Regions from separate parts of the Mus musculus genome. Here region 2 is linked to region 1. A link is a loop called in an ENCODE intact Hi-C map of the cell type or tissue named here. Cell type or tissue: heart. All regions are shown on one strand. Each heading gives the region's core, and the rest is flanking DNA. Links, peaks and the distances in the headings are about the cores only.

Evidence for each region. Hi-C counts contacts between places; a loop is a spot of excess contacts. Peaks named below come from ENCODE experiments on the same cell type or tissue, not always from the same donor. Only the 100,000 strongest peaks of a DNase experiment are listed, where the experiment ranks them.
Region 2: it touches region 1 in a loop (8-fold over the local background); 7 of 42 quality-filtered maps call a loop at or near these places.

Annotation. Positions count from the first base shown.
Region 1 is chr13:85,184,389-85,193,326 of GRCm38, reverse strand. Ccnh (cyclin H) reads right to left here and starts at 3,942. Exons shown (of 9, transcript NM_023243.6): 1 at 3,675-3,942; 2 at 2,451-2,573. The coding sequence starts at 3,791. In heart, for the core only: a CTCF peak has its summit at 3,834; a DNase peak (open chromatin) is centred at 3,956; H3K4me3 peaks cover 1,528 bases; H3K27ac peaks cover 1,131 bases.
Region 2 is chr13:86,041,216-86,050,153 of GRCm38, reverse strand. It overlaps Cox7c (cytochrome c oxidase subunit 7C), which reads left to right and starts at 3,359. Exons shown (of 3, transcript NM_007749.3): 1 at 3,359-3,553; 2 at 4,285-4,427; 3 at 5,246-5,356. The coding sequence starts at 3,479. The coding sequence ends at 4,401. It overlaps Gm22574 (a small nucleolar RNA gene), which reads left to right and starts at 5,106; the gene lies at 5,106-5,165. In heart, for the core only: no CTCF peak of the experiment used is centred there; a DNase peak (open chromatin) is centred at 3,323; H3K4me3 peaks cover 1,953 bases; H3K27ac peaks cover 1,398 bases.

The DNA.
Region 1 (8,938 bases), core at 1,321-6,320:
TAGGCCTTTAAAATTTTTACAAAATTAATTTTTCTCACATTCATTATACTGATACAAGTATGAAAATACCAGTATTTAAAAAAATGTGACTGATTCATATACAACTTTCATGTAAGCATGTTATGGTGGCTAACGTACATTAAGATTCACACCTTGATCCAGAGAACTAAGCATCTGGAGAGAGGCCACATTTCAGTCTTGCTTTTGTCTGGTATGGCTAACAAAGTTAGTGCAATGACTCACTTTTCAGCCCAAGATTCATGGAGCAACTACGCCTTCCCCTCAGTTTCAGCCCAGTCCAGCCAGAAGCAGAGGATTACCAGGCTAGGCACTCCAAGAGTCACCAGAGGGGAGGAGTCTAGGATTCTAGTCATGGCAAGAGAGCCATTTTCTGATGAGATGGCCTGTATTGAGCCACACTGTGAGAAGAAATAAACTACTAGATTTTTTTTTTTCTATTATAGTCTGCCAAATAGTTTGGGTCCTATTTAGTCTGCAGTTAGGAACTACTTTAACCTCAAAGATAACTCTAACGTAAATACCATTTTGCTACTTGTAAAGAATAAAAGATCTTTTTCCTTTCTGTAGGCTTCCATTTTTTCCTACTGATGGTGTCCTTAGCCATGCAAAAGCTTTCCTATTTCATGAAGTCCCATTTATTAACCTTTGATCATAATGCCTAAGCTAAGGAACTCAGGAATTTGTCTCCTGTGCCAATGAGTGCAAGCAGTTCCCTACTTTCTTTACCCCATCTGCACATGAGTTTAGTGCAGGGTAATATATATGAGTCTATTTGCAGACAGCCACTTAGACCAGCACCATTTGTTGGAAGATGCTTTTTTCCCCCATTGCATGGTTTTGGCTTTTTTGTCAAATATCAAGTGTTCATAGGTATGTGGGTTTATTTCTGGGTCTTTGATTCTATTCCATTGATCAACCTGTCTGTTTTTATTCTAATACCATGCAGTTTTTATTACTATTGCTCTGTAGTATAGCTTGAAATCAGGGAGGGTCATACCTCCAGAAATTCTTTTATTGTACAGGATTGTCCGACAGAGGACTAATATCCAAAACATATAAAGAACTCAAAAATTAGACATGAAAAAAATCAACTAAACCAATTAAAAATGGGGTATAGAGCTAAACAGAGAATTCCCAACAAAGAAATCTCAAATAGCGGAGAAGCACTGAAAGAAATGTTCAACATCTTTAGTCATCAGGGAAATGCAAATCAAAAAGATTCTGAGATTCCTTCTTACACCCATTAGAATGACTAAGATCAAAAACTGAGCCGGGCAGTGGTGGTGCACACCTTTAATCCCAACACTTGGGAGGCAGAGGCAGGCCGATTTCTGAGTTCGAGGTCAGCCTGGTCTACAAAGTGAGTTCTAAGACGGCCACAGCTATACAGAGAAACCCTGTCTCGCCAAAAAACAAAACCAAACAAACAAACAAACAAAACTGAAGTGACAGTCACCAGCCACATACTGGTGATGATGTGGAGCAAAGGGAACACTCCTCCTTTGCTGGTGAGAGTGCAAACTTGTACAAACACTTTGGATATCAGTTTGGCAGATTTTCAGAAAATCAGGATTAGTTCTACCTTAAGACCCAGCAATACCACTTCCCGGCATATACCCAAAGGATGCACCACTATACCACAGGGACACTTGCTCAACTGTGTTCACAGCAGCTTTATTCATAATAGCCAGAAACTGGAAGCAACCTCAAGTGAAAGGCCAACCAATGACTGGCTCAATTTGAGACCCATTCCATGGGAAAGAGCCAACCCGACACTATTACTGATACTCTGCTGTTCTTGCAGATAGGAACCTAGCATAACTGTCTCCTGAGAGGCCTCATCTAGCAACAGATGGAAACAGCTGCAGAGACCCAGAGCCAGACATCAAGAAGAGCTTGGGGAGTTTTATGGAAGAGTGGTGGAATTGAGCAGGCCAGAGTTGTAAAGGACTCCATAGGAGGGTCTACGGAGCCAACTAATCTGGGCCCATGGGGCTCACAGAGACTGAACCACCAAAGAGGGCTGGATCTAGCTCCCCAACCCTCCACATTTGTACCACATGTGCAGCTTGGTCTTCATATGGGTCCCCTAACATCTGGAACAGGGGCTGTCTCTGACTCTGTTGCTTGCCATTGGATCCCCTTTCCCAACCAGAATGACTTGTTGGGCCTCAGTGGTAGAGATGCTTAGTCCTTCTGGGGCTAGATGTCACAAGGCAGGGTGGTACCCAAAGGAGGAGGGGCTTCCCCTTCTCTGAGAAGGGAAGGGAGTATTGGTCAGAAGAATTTGCAAACGGCAGGAATGAGAAGAGGTGGTGTGCTATTGGGATATAATGTGAAAAAAAAATTATGGAGGAAAAAGAAGGGAAAAGTCTAGTTCAATTCTCTCAAGCCAGCTAACAAGCATATTCTTCTCTCCCATCACTTACCACAACAGACCGTGGCATAGCTGGTTTAAACACTGAACAGAATTCCAATAATCTTTTTTCATAGTACTTGCAAAGTGTCAATTCTTCATGAGGCTCCAGAAACACTGGATCATTTGGAAGAACCTTTAGACAGAGCAGACATTTCAATGTAAGGTCAGTGAATTCATTGTAAGACCGTCTTATCTGTCCTGCTTAAATTGGACTTATACCACCAACAAAAAATAGACCTGAAGCTTTCTCTCTTTGTTAAGTTTACTAAGCATCAAGCAAAATATCTAGGAGAAGAATAAGCAAAAATCAATAAACTGAATCTAGGCTTTCATTTTACAAGTTCTCAAACTGTCAGCTGGACATTTTTAAACAGTCATGACAGAGTATGTGTCAATTCACTCCCAGGTTTGATACCATTATTTGTAAATTAAAAAAAAAATACATATTTTCATGGGTTGGAACTCTCCCAAAGTAGCTTTTGCAGTAAATCCATATGTCACCAAAATTAAAATAACTCAGTTCATTGTCTACCTGTTTTGTTGGTACAAATTTTATTTGCCTGAAATTTGTAGAAGCTACTATAAAGTTATCCAGGGCCGTACACAGAAATGAATGGGAGAGTTGTAGGAAGACCTGGATAGAGGCCCATAGAACACGCATTACTTGTGTCAACTATTTTCTTTCCTTGTACAACCTTCTGTGTGAAGGTTGTTTCTGGAAAGCAGATCCAACAAGCCATCATCCCCCCATTTCAAGTCTTTGAAAAGTTCCTTTCAGTTTTGGCAAGAATTTCAACCGCCTTACACTTCCGCTTACAAAGTTGCTTGTGCACGTTCTTCAACCACTGCTGCAGAGGTACAGCTTCATCCATGAGTGACCACCAGCACTCCAGGCACTTGCCTGCCAGTCTGACTTTCCACTAGACACCAGCCTATGTGTGTGCCCTCCCTCCTGCCATCTACAGAGAATGATTTGTCGTGACATCCTGCAGGACAAGTGACCAGTTCGAGTCCCGCACTAAGTCCGCACTCTTCCAAGGCTCTTGCCAGTCCCCAGGATGTCACTCAGACCTCTGCCACCGCCAGCCCCGGACTTGGCTGTCGCGTCAGTCCCTGTCTGCACTGACACAGCCAGGCGAGCGCTCTACAGGCTTCCAGCCTGCAGGCAAAGCGGGACTTCAGGAGAGGTCCCAGGTTTAGGGTGGGCACAGGGGCTGGCTCGCGGGGACCTCACCTTCCCGTTAGCCACAGCTTTGCACTTGAATTTGCGGTTGGCGTCCGCCCGCAGGCGCGCCAGCTGCTCCTCGCTAGCGAAGGTCCAGTGCCGTTTCTGGCTGCTGCTGTGATACATGCTGTAGCCCTCACGGGCCGCAGGGCCGCGACAAAAACAGCGACACTCCGAGAGACAGCGACCACGAGCGACGGCCAACGCGCGAACCCCCGCCCCCGCCCAGACCGCGGACGCGTGCGTGACGTCCCGGTCACGTGCCAGCGTCTGCTCTGGAGTTTCCGGAGCCGGTGGGAGGTGTTCCGCAACGAGGGAGGGCGGAGCCTCGGGGCTCCCAGGCTTTGGGGAGGAGTCTGAAGGGCGTGACCCAGGAGGGTCAGAAAGTGGGCGTGGCCGCAGGGATCCAGGTTCCAGAGGACGCCTGGGCACAAAGAACCATAAGCCTTCATTTCTTTATTTTTTATTTTTATTTTATGCCCATTGGTGTTTTGCCTGAATGTATATCTGTGTGACAGCTTCAGATCCCTTGGAATGGGAGTTTCAGACAGTTATGAACTGCCCTGTGGGTGCTGGGAATTGAACCCAGTTCATATGGATGACACAGTCAGTGCTCTTAACCACACATACACACACACACACACATATATATGTATGTATGTATATATATGGATGGTGACGTGGTTATAGGTAAAAGTGGGAGGTGAGCACAATGGATTCTGGGAATATGGTGGCTATTGTCTTGGCAACAGGTCTGTGGGTCTCGCCTACATGATGTCACGAGTTTCAGAGGTCCTGATACCAACAGGGAGAGCACAAAGCAATCCCCCCACTGCCATAATTTGTGCAGTAGAGTTTCCTCTCATTTTTCCTGCCTTTCTCAGCTCCTTATTGTCTCATTATATACTAGAAATCCATATTTAGTTCATGGTGGTTTCAAATTTATGATCCTCCTGCCTAAGCCTCTCAAATTCTGGAAACACAGCCATGCATCAATGCCCTCTTTACATAATCTTTAGGCCACATTTTGCTGCATCTAATTGGAGATTATTCAAACAAAATGCATTCTAGTCTTCCTAGAAAAGGAACAAGTAAATTAACAGCTCAATGACAAAGATACTACTGTTTCATTGGACACCACCAAGACATAAATTATTAACTGGAAATTTTTCAGTGCTTTTTAAAAAAATAAACACAAATGTCTTTGTACAGCAGTTCTTAAACTGTGCTATGTACTATTTGTAGACAGACTAAGTTTTTTGAGCACCAATATAACTTGTAATCCAAGAGTTGTAATCAAAGATCTGGCTTTACAGAGCATTTATTGCCTCTTGGTCTTCAAAGAAAGGTTTTATGTACTTCACTAAAGTTACCTGCAAGACCGTCCTCTGCCACATATGAGGCCAGCACCGTGGGTCAATCAATGTGTACTCTTTAGTTGGTGGTCCAGTCCCCAGGAGCTCCAGGAGGTCTGGCCTGTTGACACTTGCTCCCTCCATGGGGCTGCAACCCCCCATCAGCTCCTTCAGTCCTTTCTCCAACTCCTCCACAGGGGACCCCTGAGCTAAGTCCAGTGGTTGGCTGCAAGCATCTGCCTCTGGAAGAGCATCTCAGGAGACAGCCATATCAGGCTTTCATCAGCAAGCACTTCCCAGCACTCACAATAGGGGCTGGGTTTGCTGGCTGTATATGTGATGTATCCCCAAGTCAGTCAGTCTCTATCTCGATGGCATTCCCTTCAGTCTTTCTCCACACTTTGTCTACATATTTCCTTCTGTGAGTAATTTGTTCACCCTTCTAAGAAGCACTGAAGCATCCACATTTTGGTCTTCCTTCTTCTTAGGCTTCCTATGGTCTGTGAAATGAATCTTGGTTATTCTAAACTTTTGGGCTAATATACACTTATCAGTGAGTACATACCTTGTATGTTCTTTTGTGACTGAGTTACCTCACTCAGGATGATATTTTCAAGTTCTATCCATTTGCCTAAGAATTTCATGAACTCATCGTTTTTAGTATCTGAGTAGTACTCCATTGTGTAAATGTACCACATTTTCCATATTCATTCCTCTGTTGAGGGACATCTGGGTTGTCACAATGTAGGGGAATGTGAGGATGAGAAGACAGGAGTGGGTGGGTGGGTGGGTGGGTAGAAGAGCACCTTTATAGAGACAGGAGAAGGGGGGGATGTGATAGGTGGGTTCCGAATGGGGAGACCTGGAAAGGGGAAAACATTTGAAATGCAAATAATGAAAAAAAGATATCTGCAAGAGCACACATAGTGCTGGGAATTCTTTTCTTGCTTTGGGGAAATTTTCCCATTTCTTAAAGTTTTATCCTAGAAACCCTAGGACAAGGAGAAAATTAAAAGAATTCAAGATTGTGTTTTCTCAACAGGAAAGGAAGAAAAGGGGACCAGAAGAATAAGGGATCAATTTTACTTATATAACTTGGAGTAATTTTTGCATGTCGGTGTGTGTATGGTATATGTGTGCATGTATGTATGCATGTATACATGTGTCACATGCATGTAAAAGTCCAAAGTTGATGTTAGGTATCTTCTTCAATCTTTCTCCATTGTATTAATTGAAGCATCACCTTTCAATGAAACCAAAGTTCCGCATTTCCTGCTAGGCTGACTACATACTCCCCATCTCTGCATTAAGAGTGTTGGGCAAGGTTACAGGTGGCTAACAAGCATACTAGTTTTCACTTGAGTTTTGTGTATCCTAACTCTGGTCCTCACAGTTGAAAGACAAATGCTTAATCCACTGGGCCAACCTCTTATCTCCAATTTAGAGTATTTTAAGTTGAATCTTGATTACATTTTCTTAACTTACCACCTTTATTTCATCAACACAAAGTTTCTGATTTTGGTGACACACAATAAAGGAAGTTAAAGAAAAATAAATAAACAAAGCCAGGAATGGTGGTGAATGTCTAAGGAATCTGTGTTCAAGGTCAGCCTGGAACAAAGCAAGTCCCAGATCCAGGCTTGGTAGTACACACCTTTAATCTGGGCTACACCTTCTGCTATGTAAGGACATTGGAAGAAAGCAGGAGGATCAAGAGTTAAAGGCCATGATATAATGAGTTTAGGTCAGTCATGACACTCCTATCTAAATCTTAGTTTTTAAAAGAAAGTGAATTACATTTAAGCTCACAGAAATAATATGTACTTTAAAGTTTGATGTGATTCTATATTCCTTTAGCTACTGATTTGGTTTCTAACATTTTTTAATATAGACCTACAAATTATATTGTGAAACCAATAAATCCATTACAATTTTATTTTTCTACCATACAATTAACATTGATTCTAAAATCCTTTTCTACTTTTACCCCCAATATTTTTCAATTTTTTTATTGGATATTTCCTTCATTTACATTTCAAGTGCTATCCCAAAAGTCCCCTATACCCTCCCCCACCCTGCTCCCCTACCCACACACTCCTGCTTCTTGGCCCTGGCATTACCCTGTACTGGGGCATATAAAGTTTGCAAGACCAAGGGGCCTTTCTTCCCAATGCTGGCAGACTAGGCCATCTTCTGCTACATATGCAGCTAGAGACATGAGCTCTGGGGGGGGTACTGGTTAGTTCATATTGTTGTTCCACCTATTGGGGTACAGACCCCTTCAGCTCCTTGGGTACTTTCTCTAGCTCCTCCATTGTTACCCCCAATATTTTAAGTTACCACTAAGAAAAAACAAGGAGATGTCTATAGCTAATACTTTCTCCAAAATACATCAAAATAAATGGAAAAGAAAGAAAAGAGGTAAAGAAATTATCTTTGATCTAAAGGGGCCTAAGTAGCACAGTCTATGAGGCCTACTACTCAGAAGGCTGAACCAGGAGGACAAAACTTCAGGTCAGCCTGGGTAATTTCATACGATTCTACATCAAAATAAGTGAAAGGGGGGCTGAAAATGGAGCACATATGGCTGTATGAGGGGCAGACCACTTACTTGACCAACCCAGAAAATACGGGGTTCAGACTCCACGACTATAATAAAATATGGTAATTAATAAAAAATAAATGGAAGTATCTTTCATTTTGTATGATAGCCCAAAACTGTTACCCTTTTTTTTTTTTTTTTTTGACTATTTAAAATGAAGGGTAAACCTTGCCACCACATCTTCATTTCAAGAGGTCGTTAGGCCTAACTTATTATGATGTTTGGTGTCTGTAACCCTGTCTAATTTGCCCACCAAATCTTCCATTTGGAAACCTACCCTGTTGCACTTAGCTACTAAGGCTGTATGTAGTCTATCATGTCCTCACAGCTTTCCCGAGCCCGGAGCAAAATGGAGGATTCCCTTTTCTTAGTGGGGCTTCTTCTTCTCTGCCTGATCTGGTGAGCCTGACCCCCATCTTCTACCTGAGGAATATCACATAATCGTTGGCTGAAATTACAGGTTCAACTTTCTGGAATGCTTCTCTATGCAAATGAGGTATCCTAAGAACCTTAAACTCCAGTCAATGAAACTTCACCCTAAAAAAAAACCTGTTTCACTTGCCGAGGTTCATTTTTATAGCCCTTGATTCACCACAAATAAATGAGCACAGTTGTTTCGTTGACTATCATCTAAAAGACCTTTACTCTAAAAGAGCTGTAAAAGAGGTCTCCTTGGAGAGCACGGGGGTCTGCCCGGCCTGAGAGGTTTGTGTCACAGGCGCCGGCGGGAGGGACGGGCGAGAGTCGCAGAGCTTCTGTGGCGGCGCCATCTTCGGCCCCAGACGCCCGGCCACCTTCCTGGCAAGAGCCACAGAGCTTCTGAGGCGGTGACATCTTCGACTCCAGACAACCGGCCACCTTCCTGGCCAAAGCAATACAGCTTCTGGGAAAGATCCTGTTTTGGGCCTTCACCTTCAGCCAGGAGGAGGTCCAAACACCAGATAACTGTACACCTTCCCCGAAAGAGGAGAGCTTGCCTGCAGAGACTGCTCTGACCACTGAAACTCAGAGGAGAGAGCTTGTCTCCCACGACTGCTGATTGAGGGTAAAAAAATCAACAGAGGAACAATTTCTTAACAAAGACAACTATAACAACTAACTCCAGAGACAGCCAGATGGCGAAAGGTAAACGTAAGAATCCTACTAACAGAAACCAGGACCACTCACCATCATCAGAACCCAGAACGCCCACTTCGCCCAGTCCAGGACACCCTAACACACCTGAAAAGGTAGACCTGGATTTAAAAGCATATCTCATGATGATGGTAGAGGACATAAAGAAGGAATTCAATAACACACTTAAAGAGATACAGGAG
Region 2 (8,938 bases), core at 1,311-6,310, 860 kb before region 1:
GGCTCCACCTGTCCTTCATTCGCCTCCTTCACAGGTCTCTGAAGTTCAACCTAGTGTTTGTCTTTGGTACTCTCCATCTGTTCCCATCAATTGCTTGATGAAGTCTCAAGTAATTGTTAGACCTAGGTAATAATTTATTAACTCTAAATATCCCCCATAACTGTTACTTGTTTGCAAGCATAACCATATTAGTATAGATCACATATTTATGCCTAAAATTTTTGGAAGAGGCTTTTCCGTGCCAGGTACTGCTGGTCAAGCTGGTAGTGGGTCTGAGCTCTGGGGACAAGATGGTTACAATTATTTGCATATTCCATGAATGTCCTCCCCTTTTGTGGACTCTAAGGAACTTCCCAGGAGGCTTTTAAGTAGAGGAAGAACTTAGGGTTTTAAGAGGTAAGAAAGACAGTTCTCGATATTGTCACATCTGGAAAGGACACTGGTACATTCCAATTTCTGCCATCCTTTCCCAGGGACAGAGGTCCCAAGAAGGCTACTCCACAATTCTTATGAAAATAATTTGTGTAACTATGCTAGATCTGCTTCAGTTCTGAGCTAATTCTAGCCATTGGCCTGTGTGAATCACAGAGAAGATTCACTGATGTAAATTAGAATCAATGATAGTTAAGTCTACAGGTAACATTATTTATAGTAGACTAAAAGGTAGAATTAAGAATAAAAAAGTACTCCCTATTTATAGTCTGGAGACTATAGGCCCTAGAGATGGATGACAGGGGACTGCTGTTGTTACTTTTGCTAAATAGCAATGCTGTTGAACTCTCTTCTGAATATTTGTTTTTATACAAATAGATATGTGCTGCTGTCAGCCTTGGTGAAATAAGTCTTTCTGCAGTAGGCACTAGTCAGTACAGATTTATAACAATTCAAAACACAGAGAACAAGCATGAATGTTCAGGCCTAAATGGAACCTTTACACGACCTTCTCCTCCAAGCCTCAGGGAACATCAAGGAAGACAGGGTGGAAAGAATGTAAGAACAGGAGGATGGGGAGGAGTACTTTGAAATGTTTTCTTCTGGGCATAGCATTACCACTGCACTTGCATATTCACAGTAGATAAGGTTATTTGCACATACCTGAGAAAAGATTAAACTAGTCAAAATCTAGCATAGGGGTGGTGGTCCAGTCACAAAACCTAGCTCTGAGGAGCAATTAACAGTTGATGGCTACTGGCGGAAGAAGGGTCAATTTTCCCTAGAACGTGTCACCATTGGTGGGTTTCTTTGCCAAGTAGATGGCTAAAAACCCATTTACACTTCCATGTGAGCAATACTAAATGTACTCAGTGAGATATCTTAAACAAAGAAGGCATAAAGTTGGGAGGGGCACACATTGTAGGATGTACAAAGAGAGTTGGAGGGAGGGCATAGACATCAAAATAAATTGTATACATGTATAGAATTCTAATAGAATAAACATAAGTATTGTTACAAATCTTTTAATATGAAAAAGGACAGAACAAATCTCTTCTAAAAATTTAAGAGGGGACTGAAGAGAAAGTTTAAGAGTGCTTGCTACTCCTGTCAAAGAATCAAGTTTTAATGCATGCATACACAAAGGCAAACCATCAGATAAAATGGATAAAATAAAATATCTTGGCCCCTTGGTCTTGCAAACTTTATATGCCCCAGTACAGGGGAACACCAGGGCCAAGAAGTGGGAGTGGGTGGGTAGGGGAGCAGGGCAGGGGGTAGAGTATAGGAGACTTTCGGGATAGCATTTGAAATGTAAATGAAGAAAATATCTAATAAAAATATTTTAAAAATGAAATTCTCTCTCTCTCTCTCTCTCTCTCTCTCTCTCTCTCTCTCTCTCTCTCTCTCTCTCTCTCTCTCTCCCCCCCTCTCTCTCCCCATACCCCCCACTCCAAAAGTTAGGAGAGGAACTAATCTCCCTCCCCACCTCCTTTCATCTCTCTTACTGTTATATATGGGCAAGACAATGGCACACTGATACTTTCTGCCTTACTCTTTTAATGACAATACTCACAGAGAGTCCAAGAGAGTCATCTAGATTAGGTAAGGATGGCCTACACTTGTGATAGAATTTGCAACTATGTTTAACAGGCAGATTCATAAATATGTAGATGACAGATAGATGATAGATAGATAGATAGATAGATAGATAGATAGATAGATAGATAGACAAACCAACAGACTGACAGACTGAGAGCTAGATGACAGAATGTAGTCCTGTGATTTGCTTAACTCCTGTTACTTTCTGAGCCTTAGTAGCTTGAATGAAATATTTTTACACATCTCTTAGGATATAGTTTCAGCCAAATTTTATCATCAAATATGAACCATATTTAGACTAATCTTAATTTAACAAGTCTATGTGGTGTTCTTCTAAAAATTATAATTTTTAATTATAATATGATTACAGCATTTCTCCATTTCTCTTTTCTCCCTCCAACCCCTTTCATGTACCCTGCCTTGTGTTCTCTTTCAAATTCATGGTTTCTTCATTTCATCCGGTATTGTTACATACATAAGTAATATTATACAGACTGAAAAGGTTATATTTATATATTTAGAGATACACACAGTGACCCCCTTTTCAAACGATATTCTCACAAAAGGTGGGATGGGATAGGGAGTTTGGGGGGGGATTGGTAAAGGGAATAACATTTGAAATGCAAATAAAGAAATTATCCAATTTAAAAAAAAAACAATAATCTACGAGTGTCTAGTAGCCTTGGCTAATGTTGATGCTCCATGAAACTGTTATGTTCAGCAGGAATAAACCAATTCCTAATCCAGGGAATCTCCAGAAGTCAGAAGGTTCTTGTGTCTTCTCCAACCTAATCATGCTGCGCATAGGAGTTTCTATCTGTATGTCCTCTTATATCCAATTTCTATACCTTCAAAAAAACCAGGTCTTAGCACTTCAGTCCAGTTTTCACTACGGCATCCTTTGTGCTACATACTGTTTGATCAGTTGCTTGTGTTCCCTCAGACAGGACTATAATGCACATCTTTCAACCTTGGCAAAGAACCATAATCAAAATGACTGATATACTCACAAGAAAATAATTTTATTTCTTGTTCCATTAACTTGAACACACATGTTAAAGCAGCTTTAGTTTCTTCAATAAATTGTTTCTGGAAACAAATCCCAAGAATCCTAGATCTGAACTCATAGGACAGCTCAGGTCCCATTGAATCACTAAAGGTAAGTTATCACTTGGTGCTGGTGCGCGCTCATTCTAGAGCCAGACTACATTTCCCACAATCCATCGGAGCCGATATGGCGCCCGGTATTATCTAAACTACAAAGCCCACAAACCTCAGAGCCCGCCGGTTGAGTACGTTTCAGGAAGTTCCTGTTGTAACTCCCATCTTCCCTTTCGGTCTTCGCGCTCTGCCGAGCAAGGTCGTGTAGAAAGGGGAGTTAGGTGGTACGGCCATTTCTTCCGCCTTCCGTGTCTGCGGCCCTCGCAGAACTTCCAGCAGCGACATGTTGGGCCAGAGTATCCGGAGGTTCACGACCTCCGTGGTCCGTCGCAGCCACTATGAGGAGGGTCCGGGGAAGGTGAGTGAGGCTCGGCTGCCTAGGGGCAAGGTGACGCTCGGCGGCCGGCCTGGAGCGTGTGGGGAGGGAAGTGACTGTCCAGGAGCTCGGGGAGACACTCAGGCCCCTCAGTCCACACCCCGGGGAGAACTGGGAAGCACGGCGCCTAGCCGCTGCCTCCACGCCGCCTGTCAGCCGCAGAGCGAGGCCTGGAAGGTTCGGTGGGAGCTGGGCGGCGTCGGAGATTGAAGGTCATTGGAAACAAAAGAAGAGGGCCTGTGGCTGGTTATTAGCGCTTTAAACCAGCAAGCCACGTTTGAAGCGGCGATCCTCGGTTAGGCCCGGTTTAGCCCCCAGTGTAAGTAAACGGAGTACTTAGTGGTGACTGCCCCGGAATTGTTAGGTGAAGCCTGGTAAAGGGAAGAGAGAGGATGTGGAATAGGAAAAAGAGAAAATTGTACTGTGATTGATACTGAAAATTCGAATAACAACGGACGAGAATGATGTGTTTGTTTCTAAAAGTTACTACTTCGGAGAGTAATTTTTTTTTCAAATATTAAAACCAAAAAGACCCTTACACTTAATAGGGCCTACCAACTGGTATTCAGAAAACCTGCGTGTTAAATTAAAATGAAAATGTTCTGTCGAATGCAGCTGATTATAAAATACGTGGTTGCTCCCGACCCTTTTATTAGAGCAAGTTCAGATGCTTTGAACGAATGTTTTTTGCCGTGTTCTCTCTTTCTCAACAGAATTTGCCATTTTCAGTGGAAAACAAGTGGCGGTTGCTGGCTATGATGACCGTGTACTTTGGATCTGGGTTTGCCGCACCTTTCTTTATAGTAAGACACCAGCTACTTAAAAAATAAGGATATTTAATTCATCCCTTTAACAGGTAATTAGTAAGCTTCTAATTTTCCTAAAACAGTAATTTCTGTTCTATACCCTATACACTCTTCCACAACATGCAAGTAGATAGTTGTCTCCAGATTCCTTAAGGTTAAGTGTAAATGTCATATTGGTAGAGGCAATTTGGAAAACCTATTAAAAAAATAAAGTATTGATCAGTAAAGGTCAGTATTTTACAAGTACTCCTTGACCCCAATAATCTGAATATATATTATGCAACACACCTCTAAGATAAGTAGTATTAAAACCCCATTGAAGACACAGAGATAATTGATTGAGTTTCAATAGCTAGTAGCACTAGTGTAGGGTTCCTACAGAGGATAATCTTGTTCTATGAATCACACTTCATAAATCAGTGTTGTGTCTTCTACAGAAATAATTGAATCTTCAGCGACAAAAGTGCACTAAGGATAGCCAACCTTTGACATTACCAAATGGTATTGACATCTACAAAGTTGATGGGAAAGAAACCCTGAAATGTTCCAGTGTTCTTTTCATTTCTACCACTCCTAGTTATCTATTTTATGGTATTAAAGTTGGTATATCAGTTGGTCTGCTGAGGTTGAAAAACTTAATAAGTTTCTCCATAGACATGTTGCATAGTGGTAGCCTAGATCCCTTCATATACATATGTGTTTATTTAGCATAATTCATGAAAATTTTGGTACATGTGATGAAGCAAATCAGTATGAATAAAATGATACTGTAAACGCTTTCTGATGTATCATCAAATTGATAGATGATATGAAATTGCTGTAACTTGTAAAGTCGGGCTTCTAATGCCATTTTGTTTTTATTTTGCAGAATGAAGAAAGTTTAAGAGATGATCTGAAAATTGGATTAAACTCTTGAACTCTTATACTAGAAAAAATTGTAAATAAACTAATGACATAAAGATTCAATGCCTCGTCTCTGCAATAAGGAATGTGATAGTTATTACTTTTGTTTGATGAGAACTATATATGAGAGTTGGGGTGACGGGTCAGTGCATGACATGCTTTCAGGACCTGCTTATAAGGCCTGCTTTGATATCCTTGAGTACCCTGATCAAGAGCTGGCAAGCAAAATAGCCTGCTTTTGATCCCAACACCCAAGAGGCATAAAATCTCTGGTCAAGCTGGTTTGCTAAGCTAACTAGGATTAACACTGAACTCTGGGTTCAACAAAAGACTTTGCTTTAGAAGGCAGTAGAGGAAGATACCTGAGGTAACGTTGGATTTCTATTTGCAAGCTCACACATGTCCCAAATGAGAATGCATATGCATAAAACACAGTTGCATATGATTTAGACTTTATTATAATCTTAAATTACTGGGTGTCATTAACTTGTTTTTTAAATTGGGAACATGTAGTAACAATTTGAATATACATACTCATCCTAACTTAAATTTAAAAGTAGCCTTTGGAGATAGGTTTCTCAGTGATTAATCATGTGAAGAATCAATAAGTTCTAGTGAATTGGGTACTTTGACTATTTTCTTTCTAGATTTATAACCTAAAATTGAAGGTTTTGTATTTGAGAGTACTGCTAACCAATAAGTCTTCCTTAGAACAGTATTAAAATAATTCCAAGGGAATATAACAGCATATAGGACAAATATTTTTTCAGGAGTATCGTATATGGGAGGTAAGTGAAAGTTCCCATTAGTAATTCTCTCAGTGAGTATTTGTTAGCAATGAAACACTACTTAACACTTGAAATGCCATAGTAGACTTTCTAAGGATTACTTGTTGGCAGGGAAAGGTAGCAACTGAATATGCTAGACCCTAGTGTCACTCTTGGAATACCACCAATGGTGGAAAAATAGAAAAAAATACCAGAGGTTTTGATGAAAGGGTGTTATCACTGTTTTTGAACCATAATAGTATTTAAAATAAAAACAGTAAGTATGTGAAAATAGATTGCTGCATTCTTAAAATGATTGAACACTTAGTATGCCTACAGGACAATTGCAAGAAAGAATTCATACATAACTGAAAGGATTCATGGCTTGAACAGTTAAAGACTTTAGCTGATGTGATACAAGCTTAATGCATAGTGCAATCACTGTCTAGCCTCCAAAGTGTATAATAGCATTTACAGCTATATTTGAAAAAAAATAACTTACCCAAGAGGGATCATAGGGTATAGTCAGTAACTTATCATTATTAAGTTCACATAGGCTTGTTGTTAGTATAATTGCTACTAAAAATGGTTTTAATAATTAAGTTGACTTCAGAAAAAATAAATGCATTTCCTTAGAAACAAGTAAATAGACCTTTTGCAGTTCTCAAGGCTCCATAGCACAGGCATTAAGCTGGGCAGGTAGTCTGGAAGAATAGAAGGAATGTGGGTTTGACATAAAGGCACGTATGGCTAAAATATACAGACCAAACTCCATATTAGCAAGGGCCTCTTCATATTTCTTTTAAAATTTATGAGTATGAAGACTACTTGCTTGTGATAATGATAAAATGTGTGGGCTGGCACGCAATCAAGAGATTCCCAGAATCCATTCAAAGCCATGGAGGGAAGAATACTGGCCAGAGAATAGACCTCTTAAGCACATGGGGAAGCCAGCTTACATTTTATCTTTTAATCTCAAGTTCTGTTAAAGACATCTCAAGGTCTTGACACCTGCATTCATCCATATGCAAAAATGAAAACTTTTCTGGGATTTGAGTATAGAAAACTGACGGTATAGACAACTAAATGAATGTACTGATGATGGTCCTAGAACTGTTGTTCAAGGGGTATTTACAACAAACACCTGCCTGTCTGAGCTATAGTTCATATTTAAGCCTTAACATGTCTTAATGGGATATAGTGCACTTTCAAATACTCTATCCTCCAGTAAAACTCCAGTATGAACAGTGGTATATAGTCACATCTAAGTAATTTCAACCTCACACTCATATCTTGTCATGTATTCATTCAGATATCATCTTTAGATTGTCTCTATTGAGGCCTTTCATAATCCAAAACACTGGACATTGTCTCCAACTCTATCAAAAGTTTTATAATTAACCAGGCATTAAAATTCATTTCAATATGCAGGTTTTCCATACAAATTTGTCATCTTTTGAGATTAAAGAGGCTTGTTCATGTATTTCATCTGTAATCTAGTAAGTAGTGAATGAACATCTTACGAGATTCAGAACCAGAGGTGATATTCCCGTAAAAGTCAAATTCACAGCTTGCATGTTTCAGTGTACAATAAGTAAAAATGTCCCCTAAAACTGAACTAGGGTCTCCCAAATATGAATATATTGAAATAATTCAAATGTGGGAACACAAAGGTAGGATTTGTACCAAAATGTAATTCTCAAGGAGTGCATGGTTTATTCAATTTCTTTGCCCAAACTTCACTGATAATGGGAAAATACTGATTTATGTTTTTGGCAGACTAAAGACAGATTTATATTATTCTAAGAAAAGAAACTAGAGCTTAAGACACCAGGGCATCACTGAGGCTCTCTGATTAACCAGGCCAACCAAAAGACATGGTAGAGTACTCTCAAAGCAAAGAGCCAAGAGTGCAATGGAAGACACCAAATGTCCTGTGACCTTTGTATATGTATCCACACTGTATATACATGTATACAAAATTTTAAAATTAAAATGAGTGCCTTGGGTATTCTCATAACTGAATTTCTTAAGATGTTAGCTGTCACCACATCAAAATCTTAAAATTTTGGTATATTAGCAAATGATCATTTGTTCTCATAATTTATGTAAAAAAAGGAAGAAAAACCTGCAATCTATGTTAATAAAGTGAAGGATTTTTAGAATAAGACAAAGCTGATTTGGGATAGACTTGAGTTCATATTTAAATATGAATACAAGCAACCTGATCGTTCCCTGACTTACAGGTCCATAGGACTTCGTATAAATATGGGAGAAGCAAACTCTACCTTTGTTTTGGCAAAGGAAAAATAAGAACAAAACTGGTATTTAAATACAGGCTGTTGAAAGGCAATGCACTATTCAGCTTCCTGATTCAGGAATTAGGCCCCAACCAGCCTAGGTCCCTGAGAGACAGTAGTGAGCAGAGCTCTTTATTAAATATATGGAGGGAGCAAAAAACACATTGTAAAAGATAAGCTTCTCTACATCTCTATTTCTGCAACACAGAATGTGGTAAATAGATCCCCAAGGCCATTTCCAACTTAAAGTAACTGTATCTCTTATTACATCTAAGGAAGCAGAACAGACTAAATCAGAGATAGGAAAAACCTCTTAAACATTCTCTGTGTAAATAGGATTCTGAACAAGGGCGGGTAAATAGCCTTGGGCTTTCAAAGTGGGTTCTGTTTACTACGCAGCTTTTAGGATTTGCTACTCTTTCATTTTGATAGACCATATTCACTTATTGGACCCCTTTGTAAAAGTTAGAAATAGAAGTTCCCTTTACCTTGTGACAGCATCATACCATAGTACCCTGTCTTTCTAATCCTGTAACTTTGGAATATTAGCAAAAATGCATATCTATTTTGCTTTACTCACTAGTTAATTTA